5 separate regions of the Mus musculus genome follow, and regions 2, 3, 4 and 5 are each linked to region 1. Evidence: chromatin loops called from intact Hi-C (ENCODE). Cell type or tissue: left cerebral cortex. All regions are shown on one strand.

What was found. A loop is a pair of places that touch in the nucleus more often than their neighbours do. Peaks named below come from ENCODE experiments on the same cell type or tissue, not always from the same donor. Only the 100,000 strongest peaks of a DNase experiment are listed, where the experiment ranks them.
Region 2: it touches region 1 in a loop (4-fold over the local background); 28 of 42 quality-filtered maps call a loop at or near these places.
Region 3: a loop joins it to region 1, with 3 times the contacts of the local background. A loop is called at or near these places in 13 of 42 quality-filtered maps.
Region 4: it touches region 1 in a loop (3-fold over the local background); 30 of 42 quality-filtered maps call a loop at or near these places.
Region 5: a loop joins it to region 1, with 4 times the contacts of the local background. A loop is called at or near these places in 14 of 42 quality-filtered maps.

Annotation. Positions count from the first base shown.
Region 1 is chr3:28,163,277-28,168,276 of GRCm38, reverse strand. No RefSeq gene overlaps it. Among named protein-coding and RNA genes, the nearest start is that of Gm42196, 11 kb to the left of the region's middle. In left cerebral cortex, a CTCF peak has its summit at 2,502 (motif pointing left); a DNase peak (open chromatin) is centred at 2,504.
Region 2 is chr3:28,545,692-28,550,691 of GRCm38, reverse strand. All of the region lies in intron 7 of Tnik (TRAF2 and NCK interacting kinase), which reads right to left. Among named protein-coding and RNA genes, the nearest start is that of Mir466q, 130 kb to the right of the region's middle. In left cerebral cortex, no CTCF peak of the experiment used is centred here; DNase peaks (open chromatin) are centred at 1,116 and 2,830; H3K27ac peaks cover 844 bases.
Region 3 is chr3:28,397,824-28,402,823 of GRCm38, reverse strand. All of the region lies in intron 2 of Tnik (TRAF2 and NCK interacting kinase), which reads right to left. Among named protein-coding and RNA genes, the nearest start is that of Mir466q, 20 kb to the left of the region's middle. In left cerebral cortex, no CTCF peak of the experiment used is centred here; DNase peaks (open chromatin) are centred at 1,303, 1,879, 2,446, 3,079 and 1 more place; H3K27ac peaks cover 2,505 bases.
Region 4 is chr3:28,554,154-28,559,153 of GRCm38, reverse strand. It overlaps Tnik (TRAF2 and NCK interacting kinase), which reads right to left. Exons shown (of 33, transcript NM_026910.1): 8 at 4,172-4,226; 9 at 2,037-2,115. Among named protein-coding and RNA genes, the nearest start is that of Gm52603, 130 kb to the left of the region's middle. In left cerebral cortex, a CTCF peak has its summit at 2,503 (motif pointing right); DNase peaks (open chromatin) are centred at 1,308, 2,778, 3,048, 3,958 and 1 more place; H3K27ac peaks cover 3,267 bases.
Region 5 is chr3:28,407,342-28,412,341 of GRCm38, reverse strand. All of the region lies in intron 2 of Tnik (TRAF2 and NCK interacting kinase), which reads right to left. Among named protein-coding and RNA genes, the nearest start is that of Mir466q, 10 kb to the left of the region's middle. In left cerebral cortex, CTCF peaks have their summits at 1,842 and 3,073 (motif pointing right); DNase peaks (open chromatin) are centred at 1,864 and 3,021; H3K4me3 peaks cover 495 bases; H3K27ac peaks cover 960 bases.

The DNA.
Region 1 (5,000 bases):
TTTGCATGAATTTCTCCTAGGCTACTTCCATGCTGCTTAAATACCACTTTTTAAAAGCAACATGGCATTGTATTTTCAGAGGCGATTTGTTTCCACTGCAGAGAGGGCTCCAGGAGGCCAGAGCAGTCTTTCAAGCTCTTCCCCTTGCAGGGAAGAACATTGACCAGTGAGCAGTTCTCTAGAACCCACAGTGGGATTTCATGGTTCCCCAGCCCATGCTCTCACACAGCTTCACTCTTCCTTTTAAGACAAAACTTAGGATCCAAGCTCAGCTTCCATATGTCCTGGGAAAAACAGCTCCGCCACCTGCAAAGACAGGGAGTGACTGTGCAGGAGGTCAGGTGGCAGATAGTAGCAATTCGTGTCCTAGCTGCTCAGCCAGGCCCACGTGCCTTGTGCTACGGACTCTTGGCTCTCTTTCTTGATACAATTTTTTGAGAACTCATTGAGTAAAGAACAAAAAGGCAGGCCCTGTGCTCCCTCCTCACTTCTTCCTAGAGGGATAGAACTGCGGTCACATTGAAATCCTGAGCATAATTTTACCACCCTGGAGGTGGGCACTCTCTCATAAGTAAAGCTCACTGGCTGTGTTGAGGCTCCAGCTCAGCAGCAGTTGAGCTGGGGGTTCGCCTGCACACAGCCCTGGCTTTAGTGGCCAGTACAAAAGCTGAGTTCATGAGCCAGGACACTGCAACTTCATTTCTTTCCCAATGTGCCCACTGTTTTCTTACTCGGATCTATTGGTGAGACATTTCACATGGAGCTCGAGATGACTATCTCAGCCCTTCCCATACGCACTCAGGGACTGGGGTTATTGAAACTATTTGTAGAGACATTTGGAGCTGGTTGGGTGATTCAGTTGGTAGAATATCTGCCGAGTTTGCACGAATCATTGGGTTTCACCCCTAACACTCCATAAATGGGGTGTGGTAGCACATATTTATAATCCTAGTTCTTAGGAGGTGGAGGCAGGAGGATGAGAAGTTCAAGGACATCTCCAGCAATATAAGCAGGTTTGGGCCGGCCTGCGATTCTCTGATACATGAGATCTTGTTGTTAAAAAGTGGGCTTGAAGAATAGAAACATGGCTCAGTGATGGACAGCACTTGTGTGTGTGACACACACATGCACACACTTAAAAATAATCAAAAATAAATATCTAAAAAGAAATCCCAAATGTTCCCAGGAGACCTCCCCAAGGTCAGACGTACACCGGGCCTCCGGCCTTGAGCACACTGTCGCCAGCTTGCATTACTGCATCACTAGTGGCTCCAGTATATCCAAGTGAAGAGTTAGATGCGCTCTACACAACTTTGAGTGGACAATACTGGGGGATGATTGTGTACTTGCATACATGTGCAGTTAGGTTGTGTGTCTGAGGTCATCCTAAGCTGAAGTTTCTCAGGAGCTGTCCACCTTGTGTCTTTGAGGCAGGAACTCTCATTGGTCTGGTCCCTGTCACATAGTATATAGGAGAACTGACCAGCAAGCCCTGGGGACCTTCCTGCCTCCGTCCTCCCAGCACGGGGAATACAAGCATATGCTGCCATGCCTGGCTTTTTCTGTAGGTGCTGGGGATGGCACTCAAGACCTGGCAAGGACATTATCAACTGAACTCTCTCCCTAGCCCAGTACATTACCTAAAGAAACAAAAGCAGGGTGTGGCCTAGGTAGAAAACAGACTTTCATGTCTTCATCATCAGCTCTAGCGATTGAGATCTGAGGTTTGGGTAGCTGAAAGTCTGTTCCATGGACCAAGCCATCTTGGGATAAACGGGTGAGGGCTTGTCTTCATTTCTTGTCCCATGTGGCTAAACTACTGCTTGGTGGGATGTAAAATTACTGACCTAATTGGTCCATTGTTTGCCAAGGATTGGTCAAGGGGGGAATCTGCATTGGGCAGTGGTGGCTGGGACAGCCTGGACCTAGTAGAGACCACAATCTCTTGAAGGAGAGATATTCTTAGATATGTAAGTAGTATGATCTATGTTGTAAGTGACAGAAACCAAATCATAAAATAAATATGTTTATCATGATATCTATTATATATACAACTTTCTAATGTTTGAAATTTATAGAATGATTAAGCGCCTCTCTGCCTTGTAGCTCACCTAAGAAAAAGAGTTTGCACAATTGAAATAGCTAAAACTACTCTCCTGCACTTGCACATGGCTTGCCTTTGCTCCGTATTATTTCTATCTTATGTTTATCCATTTCTGAACAGTATAGTAATTTTTATTGGTTTTACTATATTTATTCTGACTGCAGTTAACTGAACCTCTTTAATTAAAGGTCTAGTCAATACAATTCAGAAATTTTGAAGAAAGAAACTGGGCATACCTAGAAGATGACAACAGGAGCTGATGGACATCATGAGGTTTACTCAGGGGGAGCTCTGGAGTTAAGACACTGCAGCTCAAGTGTCCCTGTAAAGACCTGATTGAGAGAACTGTGGTCTCATTCAAAGATGATGCTGGAAAGCCACGGTGGTACTCAAGTTTGGGTTCTAGTGCCACCTAGAGGGCAGAATGTGATGATTCCCATTTTCTGCTGTGTGTAAGTAATTTTGTCAGCAGTTAGTTTTCAGAGGGCCTTAATTTTCTTAAAGATTCTGTGGTGTGTGTGTGTGTGTGTGTGTGTGTGTGTGTGTGTGTGTGTGTGTGTGTCTGTGTGTCTCTGTGTGTGTGTCACATGTGTGCATGTGAGCTGTTGACATAGATGCTGAGAAATGAACCTGGGAACACTGGAAGAGTGTTCTCAACCACTGAGCTATCTCTATAGCTCCACAGCACCTTGGTTCTAATATTTCATTTAATTTTAAGTAGTTTTCGCTGAAGTCAGAATTTCTTCACTTGCCTTTAGTCCTTTTCCTCTTTCCTTCTTTCTTCCTTCTCCTTCCCTCCCTCCCTCCCCCCCTCCTCTTCTTCTTTGTAATTTATTTTTAAAACAGGGTCTCCCTGTGTAGTTCTGGCTGCTCTGGAACAAAAATCTACCTGCACCTGTGTGCTAGGACTAAGGATGTGCTACATCATGTCTGAAAAATGTAAGAAGTTCTAGGTAATGAAGAAATTAATCTCCCAACAGATTACTGTGTAACAAATTTAATCCTTTTCTGTGCATCTATCTGATGTTATGATTGATGGTTTTGTTGCTATTGCTGTTTGTTTGTTTTGGTCAGACTGGCCTAGAACTTGCAATGTAGTGAGGATAGCTTTGAACTCCTAACAATTCTGATTCTACCTTCCAAGTGCTGGGGTTACAGTTGTGTGCCACCACAGTAATGTTGTTCCAATATAATTTTAGGGGGCTAGGATGTTAGCATAGTGGTTAAGAGTTGCCAGCACTCATGTCTGGAGGCTCATAGACACCTCTGGAGACCTGATGCCCTCTTCTGGCCTTTATGGGTAGGTGGTGGTTTGAGTATGCCTAGCCCAAGGAGTGGCACGATTTGGAGGTGTGGCCTTATTGAAGTAGATGTGTCACTGTGGGCTTAGGCTTTAAAACCCTCATCCTAGCTGCCTGGAAGCCAGTCCTCTACTAGCAGCCTCCAGATGAAGTTGTAGAACTCTCAGCTCCTCCTGCACCATGCCTGCTTGGATGCTGCCATGCTCCTCACCTTGATGATAATGGACTGAAACTCTGACCTGTAAGCCATCCCCAATTAAATGTTGTCTTTATAAGAATTGCCTTGGTCATGGTGTCTACTCACAGCAGTAAAACCCTAACTAAGGCAGGGTACCTTCACATATGTGGGAATACTCACATAGACAAGTTCACACACATATAAAATATTTTAAAAGACTTTATTCGGGTAGCATCTATATACCATAAAATTCAATAATTTAAGAAATGTAATTTGGTATTTTTTATTAGTTACTGAGTTGGACACCATTGACCAGTGTTAAAACATTTTTATAACATGAACAAAATCTCTCCTGTCCTGTATATTAATAGTTAGTCCCACTTCCCATTCTTAGCTGTGTGTTCTGTCTCCAGAAAGCCTTTCCGAACCCCTTTCTTGTTTGGGTATTTCATGTAAATGGAGTTATGTAACATGTGTGCCTTTGAATCTGGCATTATGTTTCTGAAGTTTATCCATGTTGTACAATTCATCAGTACTTCATTCTTTTTAGTTGTTGGGTAGGTATTCCACTGTATTTGTCTACTTACGTAGATGAACATTGGATTGCTTCTAATGCCTTATTACTATAAATACTTGTACAGTAATTGTCTTTCTAAGGAAAAGTAACTTTTATTGCTAAACAAAATAGTACATCAACTGTGCAAAGGAGAACGTGCATAAATGACGTGGGTCAGGAAGAAAGTTAAGACCAGCTGTTTGAGGAAGTGTTTTCTCCAGAGTTCAGCATGGGAGGCACTGAGAAGCAGGTCCTTGTAGAAGCACAGCAGTGCCGTGGAGTCATTCAGGATGCATGCTGATGGGACAGCAGCACTGAGAGGTGACTAAGGAGCACCTCCTTGGGAGCACTACTGAGGTTGGGAATTTATGTCTCATTGCTACCCTCACAAGAAGGCAGGGCTCATGAGGACATCTCCAGAGGGAAGACTGGCATCAGAGGCATCCCAAGTCCATTCTCTGTGGGTACCTTCAAGATCTTGGCAGGTCGGATTTCTCACCAATATCCCTGGAGGCAATGAAGCTACTTCTCAGGGCTCTTCTGGGAGGATGTGTAAGAACACTCAGCGCAAACACTAATGCAGTTCATCATGGTGCCACATTTTCTCTGTAAGAATGAGTTGGGTCCACGACACGCAGAAGTAGTAGTGGTGACCTCTGCTTACCCTGGGAAGATTTTCCATTTTTATTTATTTTATGTGTTAGGACCACATGGTCAAAGATTGGAGGACAACTTTATAGAGTCAGCTCTCTCTTTCCAAAGACAGAGCTCAGGTCAGCAAACTTGGCAGCAAGTGCCTTTTCAAGTATCTGCTGAGCCATCTCACCTGCCCAGATTTTATATTTTCCCCATTAGATGTTT
Region 2 (5,000 bases), 380 kb before region 1:
ACAGCTGCTGTCTTACAAACTCCTTTCAACTTCTTAATGCCTTGAATAAAAACATGGCGTCTGGAGTTACAACACCCATCTTGCAACCGGGGGCAACATGCCAACTACTGATGAATGATGCTGGGGAAGGAAGGGGGGAGGGAGGCAGAGCTTCTGAAGATAGATAGATAGCCATGCTCCTCACATTGGCTCTGGGCTTCGTTACTCTAGATTTCCAGTGATGGGGTAAGGGTGATTCCAGCCAAAGATACTTGAAAATGACCCTAAGTAAGTGTGTATGTATCTATATGTGTGTGTGTGTGTGTGTGTGTGTGTGTGTGTGTATATATATATATATATATATATGTTTGTGTGTATACATGTATAGATATGTATATGTGCATACATGCGTGTGTGTATGTATATGTTTGCATACATGTATACATGTAGTATGTATATGTGTGGTGTGCTGTGTGTGTGTGGTGTGTGGTGTGTGTGTGTGTACACATTCACAGCAGTAGTAGAAGAGAAACACGAAGAGGCAGAGTTTGACAATAGGGAAATCCTAGAACTGTACCACAGGAAGCAGGAATGGATAGTAAAAAAGCGATGCCTCTCTTGATTAGCCTTCTTAAACACACACACACACACACACACACACACACACACACACACACCAGTTATAACCAAAAGCCCCATCATTCCATCCAAATAAACTGTGCATCCTTGTCTAGTCACATGACCAGGCTAGTCACATGACTATTGCTTCTTGACGTCTTTGTTTCCCATTATTAACAGGATCATTTTGGACTAGAGTTATACTATTTTTCCAAGAGGAAATATTTATGTTCTTAAATTCCTGTTCAGATAAAGCCAAAGCTGCTTGTAATCTCTGCTTAACTGCCTGTGTTGCAAGCTGTAAACGTCCCTGACAGGCCCTGCCTAACCTTGAGATGCATTACTGGATCCCAAAGACACTTCAGAACTTAAAGGAGAAAGTGCCCCATTCCCACTGGCAAGGTGATGGCAAGAGGGGAGCAGGGAGGAAGTGGGGGAGGCAGGCCTTACGTTTCCTCCTGGCCATGGTGCGGCTCATCCTGACTGGTGGTGGGAAATTCACTCTTTCCTCAGCACTGGGCTGCCGTGCCTGCAGCATGACTAACAGCCCATCCCTGTGCACATTACAAACAGAACAGAGACAAATTATAGTGCCTCTCAGAAGGCAGGCGCAAGGTACAGCTTCTGGCTGGGGCCTGGGGACATTTGGCACACAGTAACCTACACAAAACAAAAGGCATTCTTTCTGACCCGGGCTGCCCCATCAGAGTGGAAGAGAAGCAAAGCATCCCTAGGTTAAAACTGCCACTCTGGATGAGGGACTAGCCAGGAGCCTGGTGTGCACCCCTGCAGCCACAGACTCTGAATGTCTCTGACACAGCTGGAAACACAGTGGCAAGACCAAGCCAGCAAGAGTCGGGATTCCATTTCCTCAGCTGCAACGTGAAGAGAACACATAGCGTGCGGGGTTGATATAAGAATTCAATAAGTTGATATGCTCTAAGTACCTAACATGACACGATGCACATAGCAGACATTTAACAAATAAGGTGCAGAAGGACTCTCGGGGTCATTTATTATCAACTGACAGCTCAGTCAGCTTGCATGTCCAAATGGAAGACTATTTTCATGGCTGGGAAGCACTGTAGAACCATCCATGCTGTGTGTACTTGTTATCAAGCGATTGTCTGTCTGTCTAAACCACCAAGCTACCCTCACTTTGGGATACTTAGGCCCTCACAATTGTTTATCTTTCTGACATCTGACCACACTCTGCTAGTGGGGGCCCACAGTGAGAGACTTTTAGGCTTCCGAGCCATGAAAATAGTCTTCCATTTGGACATGGACGTGTAGTTTGTCTTTCTGTTTTGAAAGTTTTCAATAAAAAAATCATATACATGCGTGTGGTCCTTATGAAGATCTACTTAGACTACCGGTAGGAGCTGCAGAGAAGCAAGTTCTGGTTTAAAAGGAGCCAACAAGAGATGGACAACACCCACAGAGAGCTGGGTTATAAGAAACTGCTTGTTTCCTTAGGTCACAAAGAATCGTCAGAAAAAGCAGCCTTTCCTGAGATGTGTGACTACAAAACTGCCCCACCCCATCTCTTAGCACGTGTCAGACACTGTGTGATAGCTTTATAAATATTAACCCACTTTATGGTATTACAACATTGTGATAGATAATTGATTATTCACGTTTTGTGCAGGCCCAGAGAAGTTAAATGGTTCCCCGGAGGCACTGCAAGAATAAGAGGCATGGTCTGGTTTATAGCCGTCCTGTCTGACTTCAAAGTATCAATCATGCTCACTCTCATTTCAGATACCTCCATGCTAGACGACCCAAGGGAGGGTCAGTGAGGAGGTCCAGGCAGCCGCAGCCACTGATAACCCCATCACAGAGAAAACAAAGAGACACCGCCCATTCCTGCCATGGGAGACTGTGGGGAGACCCATCCTCCACTGGATCAGTCTCCCTTCCTTCAGCACTGTCCCTGAAGGAAGGGAGACTGCTGCTGAGACTGAGGAGACAATCCCACCTGGTGGCACTACCTGGTGACTGCATTGTCGTCTTCTGTCTGAGCAAATTCAGAAGGACCTATGTATAGGGCTTAGTACACAGGAAGCAGGAGATGCTTACAAATGGAATTTCTACCCTGCTTGGCAATCTATCCAATGTGTTCTCTATGATACCTGCCTTCCGGTGATTCTCCCATTACATAACTGCTCACCTCATTTCCAGCTGACCCCCTTGTTCAAAGGGCCATTTGCATGCTGCCTGAATAAAGTCTGGGTTCTGGGATACTGAAGGAGCTGAGCCGTTTCTTGGCAAGCAGTGGAAACACCCACACCTGCAGAGAGGCTGCCACTTTTGTGAGACAAGGCTCTTGATACAATAGAGGTGAGCGACACAGCAGGTTTTGAAAGGCCAGGCTCATAGGCAGGAGCCCACTAGACATGGGGTGTGGGGAGGAGGCATTTCCTTGGACTTACTTCTATTACCTCACTAGCTTAATTATATGAGTAAGTTCTACTGATGCAAAGGCATTAAACAGGACAGAAATAAAATAAGACCTAAGAATTCATCATTCAAGTGCTCGAAGACCAAGTACTCTTCTGCATTCCAGGATATTTGCAGACTGACCACCACCCCATTGTGTATATGCATGTGCACATGCGTGCATGTACGTGCATACATGTGTGTATGTGTGTATGTGTGTACGTGTGTATGTGTGTATGTATGTATGTGTGTATGCATGTATGTATGTGTGTATGTATGTGTGTATGTATGTATGTATGCATGCATGCATGCATGTATGTATGTGTGTATGTATGTATGTATGTATGTATGTGTGTATGTATGTATGTATGCATGCATGCATGTATGTATGTGTGTATGTATGTATGTATGCATGTATGTATGTATGTGTGTGTATGTATGTATGTATGTATGTGTGTATGCATGTATGTATGTATGTATGTATGTGTGTATGTATGTATGTATGTATGTATGTATGTGTGTTCCCACATCAGGGGAGTTGGAGTAAGACTACATTAAGAGGAGGAAGCTTTGGTATTTACATTTGGGTACCAAGCACACAGGATACTCCAGCGCCTCATCATTCAAGTGGTGCACAGTATTCCACTGGATAGAGAATTCCGTTTTTATCCAACCAATTCTGATGGATGTGGACTTGGCCACAGAGAACTTCCTTTACTACGTATCTGTTGAGGCAATTACTTAGGACGATAAAATACCTGTCAGATTCCATCCTACTGAAATACAACTCACAGTAAGTTTTAAAAATACCAGTTTAAACAGCCTAGGAATTTTGAACAGTTTTATTAATTTCAAATCTTTGAATGCTTATTATTAAATAGGAAAGCTTTCATTATTGCCCTGCATACTTACAAGAGAAATGAAACCTTTCCTTTTGCTTGAAGTGTTTTGACAGAATTTCTGAAAACGAGAATGGAAGGGCCCCCAGGGGAAAGCCAGCACACCAGGCAAATGCAATGCAGGCTCTCCTCCTAAGCATTTGGTGAGATTTCCCCCGTACCCAGCAGATTCCACACAAAACCAGACTACAGTGAAAACCCCATCTCCTCACACTCCTTTCCACTGATGTCCTTAGGATATTCAGTTACTTTGACTTTCAAAAGAAAGTTCTGAACTGGAAAGATGGTTCAGTCATTATGAATAGGTTCTGTCCTAACACAAGACCTAAGTTCAGTTCTGAGCACCCACATTGCATGGCTCACAACCACCCATAACTCCAGCTCAGAAAGATCTGACACCCTCCAGTGGCCTCCAAAAGCATCTGCAATCAGGTACACATGCACGTGTGCGTGCATACACACACACACACACACACACGCGCACATGCACAGGCATACACAATTAGAAATCTTCAAAAAGGGAATTTGGAAAAATAGAAACTTCTACCAGTTCTTAAAAGCACCTCAAAAATAAACTAAATAATAGTCAATCAATAATAATAAATGATAAATAACAAAATAAAATAACAAAATAATAATAATAATAACATAACAAAACCAAACTATGGACTTTGGCATTTCACCTTCATTTTAAAGCCAGCACTTTCTTGGTGAAGCTTACAGAATCCAGTGCTGCTCAAAGTATCAATTATTCAATCAACACTACCTGAAAATGCTGGAAGCATACATTTAATGTATGTGAGAGTTCAACATTTGAGATCATTGCTGAGGCTGGGATTCCTGTTGGTTCAAATAGACTATTCCCCTACATGGACCAAATCCTGGAGCATCATAGGTCTCTGGTGAATGCTCCACTAGGAAATGGGTTATACAGAGACAGCTCAGCTAACTACACACACACACACACACACACACACACACACACACACACACACACACACACACTCATGCGCATGTGGGTGCACACACACATACACAAACATACACAGACACACACAGACACAC
Region 3 (5,000 bases), 230 kb before region 1:
TTAATGCCAGGAGCAGCTAAGGAAGTCTGACAGTCTAAATCCTCCCCAAATTATTTTGAAGTGACAACTTAAAATTATGTGTTGGCAGAAATCAAATATTCAGGTGTAATGGGTTTAATTAATTTAAAAGCCTCTCTTTTAAGATGATGCTGTAATTGGCAATATAGCCAAATGCCTAAAATACCTTTTGGTGAGAAGGCTTTAAATGTTCAATTATAATGATTTGAGAATCTTGCATGTGAGAGAGGGATTTACATATGCATAAGCTCCTGGCCTCAGGTTGGGAGGCAGCTTCTGCCTGCTTGTACCCCTTAAAAGGCTGTCACAGAATGGATGTGGTGAAGGCTGGAAATTCCCCAGAAAGGCAAGCCCTGCGGAGACTGCAGCAGCAGCCACACCCACCTCACGGCCTTTGCACTGCTGTCTCTGCTGCCTCTTCTTTCAGCTGACAGAGGGCTGCTTTGCGCTTCCCTTGTGGTCTGCTCAAGCCTCACACTGGCTCTGGGGCCTTCTCTTCTGCACCCATAAACTAGCATTTACTCACACTTGAATGCATACACATATGCACGCCTGCGCACACGTGCACACTTGACTCACACCACACTTTCTTCTCCAGAGCAGTTTTGCAACCTGACACTTGAATTATTCGAATCTTCCTTGTTTCTCTCAATTGTAATTCTTGGTATATACTAAATACTCAATTTAAGTAAGTGTCTCATTATTGTCATGTTTAAAAATGACTTAATAAAATGGCATTTTCCATTGTCTTATGAGGCATTAATACTTGCCAATGTGAATTCAAATGATTTCTCACTAAGATATTATATGCAATGTTTACATTAATGTGGACAGTAACCTCAATACTTCCAGGCTGAAAAATATGGGCAAATCTTCGCCCTTTCACTAAATGAGTTATGTCCTTGAAGCATTCCAACGTTAATTCTATGACCTTCTGGTTCTTTCAAACATAAAATACAGGTAAAAATTTCAGATTTCAGGGTTGTCATGAGGTTAAGAAATAACAACGTTAGAGCTCTGTGCAACATACAGGAAACAAGAGAATTGTTCTCTCCTCATTTATGAAATCATTAGCCAGCCCTCAGCCGCGGTACATGAGAAAAAGCCTCGTAAGGTCAGCAGAATGTGAACTGAGGCTCGCTCATCTCTACAACCTGACCTACTTCCAGCTATTTTTGGTTCACATGAACGAGTAACGTTGCTAGAAGCTGATTCCACAAACTGTCCATTTAAAAGCAGCAGACATTCTCTGCCTCCCTTCCTGGCTTCCAGCTTGTGGGAATAGGGGAAAAAGAGAACAGGCCTGTGGCTCCAAGCCTCACTTGAAAGATCTCTGGAGGAGAGCCTATAGTGTGACTTTCAAAGTCTATTCAAAGTCAACGGGCGGGCGTGGCTGAAGGCAAAAGGGGTGGACCTGAAAGAAACCAGCTTTTGGCTACATTCAGTTAAGTGGTTCCTTTAGGCAGTCCTGATTGCCCTAAACTGAAGATTCAAATATAAGCATTTGAAGGATTACAAAGTTGTGATTTTGGATGTACATACTGCTGTGCGTGTGTGTGCGTGCGTGTGTGTGTGTGTGTGTGTGTGTGTGTGTGTGTGTGTTTCCCATGGCACCCAGTGATTTGGCTTTTGACATTTGTACTCGGTATTAGAGTTTGGGTCCTGGCGCTTGCCTGTTTCTAGCATCTCCCCAGTCCAATGGCTCCCTTGTTAAGCATCAGTAGATGTGTTGAGAGATGGATTCACCAGAAAAGGCCTAACTGGGCTGGCTTTCTCTTCAGAACACAGACACGCTTAGTAGCTACTTCTCCTGCATCAGCCGAGCGTCCAGCACAGACTCAGACTGAGACATAACTAACGGAAAAAAAAATGTTGGTGGCGGCTCTGAGGTATCTTCAGAAAGAGCAACGTCCTTTCCCTCACAGGCTACAGTATTCTTTAACTCAATCTAGCTGCTAACAAAGATCGAAGACAGCAGGCTCGTTTTCCCACAGGAATAGACAGGATTAACGACAGCCAACCAAATTGTCTCTTAATTTTCTTTTCTTCTCCCTCCTTGCTAGCCTTCCCAAGGCAGAGGGTATAGATTTTCCTTTAGATAAGGATGTTAACTCAGGAGGGAGGCAGAAGGGCACTAATAATGAAAGAGTAGGGTTTTTGTCTTTCATGGTCCCAAGAACTCCACCTTAGGAGGAAGATGGGGACATGATATCTTGAAAGAGCTCTTCTCTAAGCAGCCAAGGAGGAGATTCTTGGGTGAATCTTCACATATATCACATCTCCCAGTTATGCCCACCGAGCTCTCCAACCAAATCGAAATGAGAACCTCTGCTTGGCCTCTCAAACCTACAGACCTAATTATGATCACAGGGAACCCAAGCATCAAGCTCTTTGCCACTAGCCTGCAGACGCCCTCAATAACAACACTCACAGGAACCTGCCTAAAGATGAGTGGGTGGCATGAGAGAGGGAAGAATACATTTGTTAGGCCTTATTTTAAAAGATGGAGACAAAGACACAGACGGTCTTACCCCAAACATCAGAAAAACAAGTTACAGGCTCTAGATTATACACACACACACACACACACACACACACACACACACACACACACACATATATATATATATATATATATATATATATATATATATATATATTGGAGAACAGGGTAGGCCTTCAAAAGTGGAACAGGAAAACTGAGTGCTGTGGAAGCTGTGAAGCAGCACCCACGTTCTGATCCTTACCAGATGAGAAGCACAGGGCACAGTCCCCCGCCAGGCCCTGAACCAGCTCTGTTTTTCCTGATAAGAAAGGGGCCCCGGCCAACATCCCACCTCACACTGAGAGCCTGAAGTCACCCTCCCCTTGACTGCAGGGCAACTTTCGGGACTTTACCTGAAGAAGGGTTCCCACTGGAAAGCCTGGCAAAGAGAGAGGCTCCCCTAGATACCAACTGCTGTCATCTTGTAATATTCCCCGTGATGGCTTTGGCTTGCTCATGACAGGGCTCATTATTTTTAGCCTCCAGCTTTGGTGAGCCGATGAGTCAAGACTAAGTGTTAAAATAGCACACTCACTTGGTCAACCCGGTTTCAGATGGGTACATTGTAAACTCCACTCATGGAAAACTGGCTTTCACTGCCCTGAAGGGAGTCTGAGGAGGGATAGTAAGCACTGCACTCAACGGAGAGGCATGCGCACTTTCCTTTGTTTCACATGCGCTATTCTGGAATCAAATTCCATAGTGAGTCTATGAGAAGTCACGGAACCACTGAAATCATTTTGAAACAAACACTGAAACGAAATTGGGTTTTTGAGTGCCCCATGCTCTATTCCTGGTGACTGAAAATGCTCACTGGAACAAGGGGCTGTGGAGTGGCCTGGTGCTTACTGCACTCTTGAGGACCTGGGGGCAGACCCCTAGCACCCACCTAGAAAGCCAGGTGTGGTGGCCCAGGCCTGTAGTCTAGCCCTGGAAAGGCTGAGAAATGTCAGTCTTTGGACTTACAGGACAGCCATCCTACCCAAACCCACAAGTGCCAGGTTCAATAAATTATCTCAAAATAATAATGATGATAATACATACACATGCATAAGCATATGTGTGTACACTTCTCACAACAGTAAATAAATTAAAAAATAGTCTATGTCTCATGCATCCTTTTGTTCAGAAATATAATTTGTTCTTTAGGAAGTGTGGTGGTTTGAATATGATTGACCCATGGGAAGTGTTACTGTTAGGAGGTGTGGCCTTGTTGGAGGAGGAGTGGCCTTTTGGAGGAAGTGTGGCATTGTTGGAGGAGGTGTGGCATTGTTGGAGGAGGTGTGGCCTTGTTGGAGGAAGTCCATCACTGTAGGATTGGGCTTTGAGGCCCTCCCACTGTGGAAAGTGAGCCTCATCCTGGCTTCCTGTGGATCAGGATGTAAAACTCTCAGCTTTTTCTCCAGCATCATGCCTGTCTTCAATCTACCATGCTCCCTGCTATAATGATAATCAACGGAATCTCTGAAACTATAAGCCAGCCCCAATTAAATGTTGTCATTTATAAGAGTTACTTTGGTCATGGTGTCTCTCCACGGCAATAAAATCCAAACGTAGGTAATGCAAATAATTATGAAAAGTTATCCCAGTAATGTAAACTATGGCAGCTTTGATTGTCTTGGTTGTTTGCCTTTGTTGGTTGGCTGACATGTGCTGACTGGACTCTAACTCAGGACATTTCATGTTAGTCAAGTCCTTCACTGTCCAAGACCCTTATCCCCAGCCTAGGAACTATTTTTAAAATAAAATTTATTCTACTTTTCAAAAGTAAAATGGATATCAGAAAAACTAGGTAAATGATCCTAGACACCTCTACTGCCTCTGCTACTTTTATTCAAACCTGATACTATTCTAAAATTTAAAAAATAATACTCATTTTTTACTGTAGAATATTTTCAAATTTTAAAAATATATAAGAAAAACATCTGTAAAGTAAGTTTACATGTCTGTGGTTATAATTCTGTATCCACATATAAATACAACATCAATTTTCTCTTGATATAGTCTTTTTCATTATTTAAAACACTGGTACAATAATGGCATACAGATAATAGGGCAATCAACCACTTTCAATTAGATATGAGATGGGGAATTCAGGCCTGTAGTATAAACCTAATCAAAATCCCATGGCTGAGAAGATCCCAGGACCTACAGGGAAGAAGGTAAACGTACTCTTACTAAAAAGAATCCCTCATACACACCTCTTAAAGGATCATGTCATTCCATCACATAGGTAAAGCAAAAATAGTTTGCTCCTTCTACTGTGAACCATTTGGCATGCTTATTTATTTATTTACTTTGGCTTTTGGAAATGGCTGCATAAAGAGTATAATTGTACATAAAGCTTTCTCATATTTTTGAAACTTTCCTCAGAGATGGAGATGGGTGAACAGTTTTAGATATAGCTGAATTGATTTCCAGAGAATGGCTACAATGC
Region 4 (5,000 bases), 390 kb before region 1:
AAAAAAAAAAAAAGAGGATGAAAACAGCTGAATATCAGCACTCATCTCTCTCTGTGTTCTTGATTGTGCACACAGTATGACCCCTGCCTTAGTTCCTCTTCCACAATGGGCTGTATCCCTTCTTTAATTGTGACCTAAAGGAAACCATCCTCTCTGAACTTGATCTTGCCAGGTATCTGTTATAGAAATGATAAAGTAGTCAATGTAGCCCATGAGATGACACATGCCTGCGGATGGCCAGCCTGTTCTTCTGTGGAAAGGCTTAAAATACCTCCCCGGAGCAGTGACAGGAGAGGAGGGGATGGGAAGTGAGGCCCACGGTAGACAGTAACCCCCACCCCCAGAAGCTTGGCACATTACAAGCAGAAATCTGGCAGGCAGCAAGCTTTGCAGAGTCACTGTTGCTTCCAGGGGAAGGAACGGAGCTGGCTCCTCTCTCTGGGAGTCGGATCCAGGGAGGAAAGGAGAGAAAGATCTCAGAAGAGTGAGGAGGGGCCCTCCTGCGCTCTGTCACCACATGCTATGTGGCACCCAATGAAAGGCTGTTGCTGGGGAGAGAACATGCATTTCTCTTACCCACAGTGACCCTCTGAGAGGAAGGAGAGCAGGGAAGGCTTTGCCTCCTGGTTACCAATAGCAACTCACAATCCCCTTGCAGGTCTGGCAACTGAGAGACTGTCATTGCTTGTGGCTTTTCTGTTTCCTTCCCCTCTGTGTGCCTTTCCTCTGTTGAGCCAGGGTTGCCATGTCATTACCAGCTGATTGGTAGTAATTAAGCCTGCTCTATGTGGTGGGTGGTGTCTGTGGGTGGGAAACAGGAGGATGCCAGTCAAGGGCCTGAGCCTTAAGTCATAGGAAAAGGGACAAACAATTTGTTCCTGTTTAGTTGAATTATTCAGGGCTTGTGCCTATAAAATCACAGGAGGTCACAGACTGGTAGGGATTGGCTCCAATGCTAGAGGAGATGTAAGAATGTATTAGGAGGCCGTGCCACTTCTGCAGCAGGGGAGACGGGGGGGGCATCGTATAACAAAGCATAAAGACCCCCAATGTAAGTACACAGAGAAGTGACAGGCAACATTTGGCATAACCTGAGGACTCCATTTCCAAGCCTCACCTGGTTGCTCACCATCCACACTCCTGTCTTACCCCGTTCTCAGGGAGTAGCAAGTAGTAGCTCTCTTTAGAACAAGTCACCTTTTTGTCAGGATAAGCTTATTAAGAACAAAGGTTGTACTCCTGTCCCCAAATAGAAAGCCAGCATGTCCTGTCACAAAAAGAAAGGGACTGAAAAAAAAAAAAACTCACAAAGAACCACAATTGCTCATGCCAGAAACATCACAGGGACCATTAGCAGGTCTGTGTGGGCGTGCAGGGAGCCACTGTCTTGAGGAATAGAATGGGCTGACTCTAAATCATCACCTTTTCCAAAGAAATGTGCCGTGCAGCCAGGCTAGCATAGCCTGCAGTCGTAAATCACATCATTTTCGTGCCATTACTTGGGCTCCATTTTGGCTAATAGCTCCCTGCCTCGAGGATAGGGTTAACAAGCTGCTGTATAGACAGCAGGTAGCCAAGCCTCAAGTCCAAGATCAATGGTGGCATACAGAATGTCACCTACCAAGCTGTGGCATGCATTTTTAAAAAGTATCTAGCCAGAAAGACCTAGGGATCAGGGGTAACTCAAAAGAAGATCTCAGAGAGAGGCCGGGTGGGTGGTGTGGTCGCTACAGTGCTTGTCATTCAAGCACGAGAACTGAGTTCAGAACCCTAGCACTCGTGTAGAAAGCCAGGTGTGCTAGCGTGTGCCTGTAATCCTATGAAAGATGGCTGGGGCTCTGGTATAACAAAACACTTTGTCTATCGAAGTAAGGGAGGAAAGCAACTGTGAAAGATAACAGAGGCCAACCCAAGGCATCTACATACAAGCACATGTGTGTGCACCTGCAGACACATGTCCACACATACACACAAAAGTGAAAGATCACAGGAAAGCTTCGCCCTCAGATCTGAAAAGTACTGTGGAGCAAACTCACCACTTCTTAGACTTGAGCCGAGGTGCAGGGTTCCGTGGGATGAGGAAGAGGGCTCTCATGGGATGCATGTCACAGAGGGCTGCAGGAGACCAAAAACAAGGACCAGAGCCAGTCAGAGGCCACCCACACTACCATCCTGGCCGCACACAAAGTATGCACATGTCCATAAGGCTCTTGGGAGCAAGGGGTCAGGACCTCAAAGCTTCCAACTTGCAGACAATCAAGAGCTGATGTCTAATTAGATGGATCTCATAAAACACACATTTCAAACAGACATTAACATCCCTCGGGGTCACACCTTTACTTCATAAGGAAAACAAGTCACGGGGTCAACAACTAGCCACCTGCCATTCAAAATAAACACCATCAGGTGACAGCTATGTTGGCGTGGCTGGGGTAATTTTTTTTAAAGATTTTATTTATTTATTCATTATATGTAAGTACACTGTTGCTGTCTTCAGACACTCCAGAAGAGGGAGTCAGATTTCGTCATGGATGGTTGTGAGCCACCATGTGGTTGCTGGGATTTGAACTCCGGACCTTCGGAAGAGCTGTCGGGTGCTCTTACCCACTGAGCCATCTCACCAGCCCTGATTTTATTTTAACAGAAACCTAAGCCACAATATAACTGGTATCGAAACATCCAAAGTCAGTGTCTTCCCCACTGGAGGCTCATACAGGCACTGCTAACTATGCAAATTTTTAGACTTTTTGGTCCTCTGCCAGAACACCATTCTGTTTCCAAATGTCCCTGCTAGCTTTTCAGGGTGCAAAATGTGCTTTGTTTTTAAATCCTCTGGCCCCAGAATGATAGAAGAATGAAGTCAGCTTACAGACATGATGTAATTTTATCATGGTCATACTCTCTATTCTTATTTCAATCAACATATCTTATTAGCTTACTTTCTCACAGTGAGAATACAGGATTTTTTCCCCACTTCTCTTCTATACCAAGATTGAGAATATATGCTTTCTCAATGCCAGAGGATTCTGTGGGCAGAGTTTATTTATAGTCCTGTCTACCACTAGGGATGATAACACAGTTTTAAGACTGTGGTATCCAAATTTTCTGACTCACAAATGTCATTGTGAACAAAGGCAATCTTGTCAACAAACACTCCCGGGCAGTCATGTTGCAGATGGATTCAAGGAACTTAGATCCTCGTGACAGCAGTGACGGTGTGACAGCAGTCACGGGGTCAGGAAGAGTCCTGAGTTTAAGAACCATCTGTCCTGAGGGTGAAGGGCCTTTTCAGTCCTGGGAAAAGTGGCTGAGCAAGTGTGACAGGGTAGGAAACACAAGCAAGGACGTGACTGGGGCCAGTTCCCATGTAAAGGAAGGTAGAAAAGTTGCCGGGAAAGGTTCACTATCACTATGCAACTATAGCCCTGGGTTAGGGGAGGGAGGATCTAGACTGTCCTGTAATCCAGACACAGTCTGCCTGGGTGTTGCTTGAATCACAGCTGCCTGCAAAGTGAATCCTTGTCTGTCAGGAAAGGGCGAGCCTTGCTGTCTTTACTGTGGTTGGCATGGGTGGGTAAAGGAAGACTCCGTCAGGGGGTCTGGGAGGTCCAGTCAAAGTCTCCCAGGCCACCGCTGCAGCTCCCAGAGGTGTTCTTTGGTACTAACACAGAAAGTCCCAGGGAACTTGGGAAGTTCTCAAGGTTGCCAGTGTCTGGGACAGGGCTCCAATAAGGGCACAGACATCTAAAGCTCCAAATGTTTATATTTTCATAAGAGGGTCAGCCTCCGACTTCAGGGATTTGCGAAGGCTGCACCTGAGGAATTCAGCTTTGGAGTTTTGTAGTGGGGAGCTGACCTTGTCTGTGGGAGTGTCTATGGTGCCTGTGAGAGAGGCGCAGTGCCTCCAGAATGAGCCACACTGTAAGTGGGCAAGACAAAACGCCTCCTCCAGTGTCTGCACTCTTCTTCCTAGCAAAACACAGATCTGCACACTGCTCTGCAACAAACAGATTCCTGGTTGATTTAAATTGCCTCTGCTTTCTAAATACGCCACATCAGACCCATGCCGAGCTCAGCGTAGCAGAAGTAGGCCAACCGCAGCCCTGGCAAGGAGCCCGCAGGACCTGCAGAACCAACCAGCAGCAGATTTCCCCCAGAGGAAGGAACTTACGGGGGGCACCTTCTGCCATCTCAATGGCGGTGATTCCCAAAGACCACAAGTCACTCTGCAAAACAAGAAAGCACAGATACACACATAAATTCAATCAACAGAGGACAATTTGGTTAAACCTGGTAATTACTTCGGAACAGCCTGTGGGGAAGTCAATCCATTGTCTTTACAAACCTATTTCTCCAACCAGCTGCAAAGCCAGAGGAGTCACGCTCACTTCTCATCATATGTATTTTCCTGGTGCCTGTCTGGCAAATAGTATGTTTCCAATAAATGTATGGAAAGAAATATAAGGTTTTAAAAAGTTACTTTATTACTGAGATTTAAATGTCAGTCAAACCATGTGAAATTTTGCTCTTTTCAATTTTTTTTTTAATTCTTGTAAAATAGTGGATTTCATGCTGTTGTCAGAACATCTGCCTAGTGTGGACCTTCCTCCTGGCTCTCTTCCATTATCCACCTCTTTCCCTTCCATTCTCTAAATAGTCTCCCCTTTCTATTTTTCTATCAGATATGCAGTTTTTCTTTCAATGCTTTTATTGAATTATAGTTGTTACATAGTAAATGGCACATGTATGACGTATACTGTTTGATGAGCTAGGTCACTAATGTGACCCCACCACCACGGCAACAAACATCACACCTCCAGAAGATGGCACTCTCCCCCCTGAAGCTTCCCCTTTCTTCCCCATCCTTCGTTCGACTGTCTAGGTAACTTACCCACCTGTTCTCTGTCATGGTAGATTGATTTCATCTTCCAAATTTTATAGAAAAGAAATGTAACAGTAGGTGCCTCTCGAGTCTGGTTCGAATTGCTAATCAGAGAGTT
Region 5 (5,000 bases), 240 kb before region 1:
TAGATAGACATTTCAGAGCTGAGGATGTTGTGCGCCAGTTCTTCACGTCGTTGATGGACTTTATTCTCTTGGCAATGAAGAAAAATATTTAATAAAAATCTGTAAAAGGCGATTTCTGAAACACCTTAGGATTAAATTCTCTTTTGTAAGCTTTTAATTTTTTCTTTATGTTAAGGCAGTGGTTCTCAACCTTCCTAATGCTGTGACCCTTTAATGCAGCTCCTCATGTCATGGTGAAACCAACCATAACATTATTTTTATTGCTACTTTATAACTGTAATTTTCCTACTGTCATGAATCATAATGTAAACATCTGTTTTCCCATGGGCTTAACTGACCCTGTGAAAGGTTATTTTGACTCCCACAAAGGTCTAGACCCACTGGTTGAGAAACCCAGCCTTAGGGGTTAGAGAGAGGGTCCAAAGGTTAAGAGTGCATAGCACATGCCTTTAATCCCAGAGTTAGAGGTTCAAGATCAGCCTAGTCTACAGAGTCAGAACAGCCAAGGCTGCACAGAGAAACCCTGTCTTGGAAAAAAAAAAGTGACTGAGGATGCATGCATGCATGCATACACACATACACATAAATAAATGAACAAATAAAATCTCCATTATTTTAACTTCAGAGTTGAGTATGGTAGCACATGTCTGAGGTCCTAGCAAGGCAAACTGGTAGGTCAAGAGTTCAGGGCCAGATTAAGTTCCATCGCACATTATTGGTAAGCCTGAGCTACATGAAACCTAATATATATATATAAACATATATATATATGCATGTTTATATACATATAGTGTATATAAATGTATGTATGTATGTTTATATACATATATGTGTATATACATATATACACACATATGCTAAAAGTGTATGTAATGTATATATGCATATATATGTATATACTAAAAATCAATATACATAAGGTATAAATATATACATTATATATACACATAATATATATAAATATTGTGTATGTGTGTATATGTGTGTACTTTAAACATTACTGCTGAATACTAAATTTCAGTGGACACCAAAGGTTACCAACAGACCTTACACCAGTGGGTGTAAACAAAGATTTATTTCAGACTCATGGAGCTAAAAATAAGACGGCTGCCATGAGCGTGTAGCTCAGTGGAAGAGTGCTTGCCTGGTGTGTGCGAAGGTGTGGGGCCCATGCTTAGCACTGCACAAAGAAAAACAAGCTGCCTGCAAAACCACACAGAATAACATTTTGTGTTGAGAAAGGTATTATCCTTTTTATTTTCAAGTACCCTGAGCAGGCAGTTTTCCAGAATTCTATAGAGAATATTCTTGCTGGGCAAGAATTCTGCATGGGGAAGCTCTAATGTCAGTGTGAAAAGAATTTAGTATAAAAACAAATTAAAGCAAGAGAGGAGGTGTTTTCTCTTTCAGGTAAATTGAGGCTTAACTATTCTGGTTTCAGAGTACACTGGGGCTGGCCTTACTGCTGGTTTTAAAGCATCAGGAGGGTTTTAAGGAGAAAAGCAGCAGAGGTTTTATGGCCAGTGATTGGTTGATGGACAAACATGGTAAAGAAAACTGCCTGGGATCCTTTCCCCAGGAAAATGGATCCATGAGCTGTTGGCTAGAGAACCTAATTTATTAAAACTCTCTTTGAGCCTTAAGTTCTTTAAGTTCTGTTCAAGGTATTCAGTCAAAAGAACTAAAACCTTTTTAAGGGACCAGAAATGATGAAGGAAAATGCCCTAGAAAGGTTATTAAGTATTTCTCCAAAAGATTATAATCATTTTGAGACAAATATTCTATGAGCTCCATACATTTCCTGCCAGTGCCCCTTTCAGTAGACAGGCAGTTCTAGCTTCCTCCCTGTAGGGGATGCCAGGCTACATCAGGACTAACCGAATCAGCCCTGTCCTAACAGATGGCTTCTGGGAGTATCGTCACCCTACAGTGCACAGAGGGGACTGATCACTCTGTGACTACTCTTAATTGCCAGGGCTCTCAATAAATAAATAAATAAATAAATAAATAAATAAATAAATAAATAAATAAAATATAAAAAAAAAGCCCAGAGGGAGACGACCTACCTGGTCTATCTGTCCCTATTACTGATCAAGCCAAAAAAAAAGAAAAGAAAAAAGAAAAAAAAAAAAAAAGAGGACCTTCTTTCATGGGCCTTCTGGCTTTGGACACCCTGGCCCACTGCACCAGAGTAGCCTTCCAGTTCTTTAATTAGCAGTTAGAAGCAATAAAATAAAGTCCCCATGGTGACACTCTAAAAGTCTCCATGATGACACTCTAAGATGTCTTTTGCCGAGAAATTGCCTAATAAAATTTTGTAAATCGCTACTGTGGGGATTCACTATAATGTCCCACAAATGAAAAATTACAACAAAAAGGTAAAATTGAAAAATACACACAGGGCAATTGGCTGTGTGTGGAAACAAAGAGACGGATGTGGCCAGGCTACCGTTGGTTCTCTTCTGCTGAAAGTGTAGTGCAGGGGACACACCAAGGCCTTTGTCTTATATTTCAAGGGAAAGGGTGTCTGGCTCCAGCACCATAATAAATAAAGTCACTTCTTAATTCTGCATTGTTCAAAGGTGTGCATTGCTCATTGGGGTTTCCTCTGGGATATAGGGTATTGGGAACAAACATGCTTAGCGCACAAAAGGTCATGAGTTCAATAACCAGACCTGGGACAGCAACAACAAAGCGGTTATCTTTTCAAATATATAATTTATGGGGGAAAAAAGGAAGCAAAAAAACATGTTGTATATCTGTTAGTTTCAATTTGGAAAACATCAACTCACCAGTGCCCCTCCGCCACCGAGCTAGGAACCACATGTGGGCAAACATGCAGCAGAGGAATCTCACTTGTCTCTCATTTCTCACAAGGTCTTTCCAGCCTTCATTGTAGAAAAGCTGCCACAGAGAACCAATGAGCTCGCTCATCAGTAGTTCCCTCTGCCACAGAGAACCAATGAGCTCGCTCATCAGTAGTTCCCTCTGCCACAGAGAACCAATGAGCTCGCTCACCAGTGGGTCCCTCTGGTTGGCTGGCTGAGCATAGCACTGGCTATGTTTCCTTATCCAACCCCACAAGGGGGCCCAGCAAAGCAAATGTAGCCTCCTGGAAACTCGATTCCCTCACGGGGAGGCAATGTGTCAGATGGAGAGGCCAGCTCCCAAGCTGTGACATCTGTGGCAGGAGTCTTTCGATTAAATGTAGTTGCCTTTCCTTTTTTTTTCCTCCTTTTTTTTTTCTTTTTAATTCTTAAAATTCTCCGTATGAGTGAACTGGAAACAGACAAAAGCGTGATTTCTGCAGCAACAGCTGCCCAGACTCATTTTCTTTTCATGGCTTACATACTTGGAGCGCTTCGTCCCCAACGGCTGTCCTCATACTGGCAAATCCAAGAAATTCAAGACGTGTAAACAAGGATAGATTTGCCCTTAAATCCCAAGGTCAAAGGCAGCATCTGTTGTTCTGGAAAGAAGGAGGACTTTCTTTTGCTGGTTCGTTTATTGAGGTTCTGACGGTTGGTTAGGTTTTCTGTTGTGTTTTTTTTTCCTTTCTTTTAACAGAAGTAAACAAAAATGCTATAGACGCTTCCTTGTTCTAATAGGAAATGCAAAACATTAAACATCCTACAGAAAGATGTATAAACATCCTTCAATTTGATATTTGATTTGCACATAAGAAAGGCAAGCCACACTGTGATTTTTAAAGCTGATAGGAAAAGTCATTTTCCATACTGACCCCTTTTCCCCAGATGACATTTGGTCATTAAATTATTCAAGGAGTTTTTCCTTTTATACACATTAATACTGTCCACCACCATGCCAGTCCTGAAAGGCAGGTTCACCTCCTGTAGGACACAGATGGATTATGGCAAAGAAGGATCTCACAGTACAGGCAGATAAAAAAGATTTCAGACTAGCAGATTAACACACCAGGCAAGGACAGAGGAAGATACACAATTACTGACAAACAGAACCAAATACTATTCAGAGTCACCATTTTTTTAAAGGGAACATGTTGTCATTCTGTTTTGCCTGTTTATCTCTACCCTGCCACCCAGCTAATTAACATATGTGTCAGTTCTAATTTAACCAACGACTTTGAAAGTCCAGAAAACCTGATTAAAACAACAGTAGTACCCGGAGAAAGATGCCACCCGTTTTCCAGGCGTGTGCCCTAGTAGCACATGTGGGCAAATGTTGCATTTCTAACTTGAATCCGTATGGATTGTGGGATTAGTACATGCCTGCCTTATTTTAATACCAATTGCCTGGAAAAGATACTCCAGTTTATTTAATTTTTATTTATTAATTTAGTCTTTTACTTTACACACGAGCAATGTGTCCTGATAGCGCTCTTTTGTCTTCATAGTTCCTTAGATCCACAACCCCTCCCAGTCCTGCCAGGTCCTTTCCCAAGGTTCACTGCTTCTGCTTTTATTCTTGATCCTATAGAGCAAACATCAGTAACCAATTCTTTTATACAGACGTGAATTCCCAAAAGCTATATTCAGAAAAGGTGAATGTGAACATTCTTATAAATCATAGGTCAATTATAATTGAGATTCACAGTAACATGCTCAGTGTCTTCTTAAATGTGACTCTCTTTTTATATTTAAGTAACTAATTTTAGTTCTGCAAATAATATAGGAATCATGCTCACTTAAGATCATCAAATCACTCAGAGAAAGAAAGTACCCCCTCCTTAATAATCGCATCATAAAATCAAATTCTCAGGGTTGAGCACTGTTACCACTGATAGCAAGCATACATAAGTACGGTGAGTTGAGACATTTCACACTGTCAGGTGTCTTATGGAAATTTCCTAATTGAGTAGAATTTCATAATATAAGGCAGTGAGAAGGTGACATGTCTGCACCTGTGACTGAAGTCTGATTAGAGCCCAGCCTGGTTTTTCCTTTGTGCTTTTGTGTGTGGCTGCTTTCCTGTTTCACATGATGGACGGGGGAGGGGGGGTTGTGGTATTAATCAGCCTT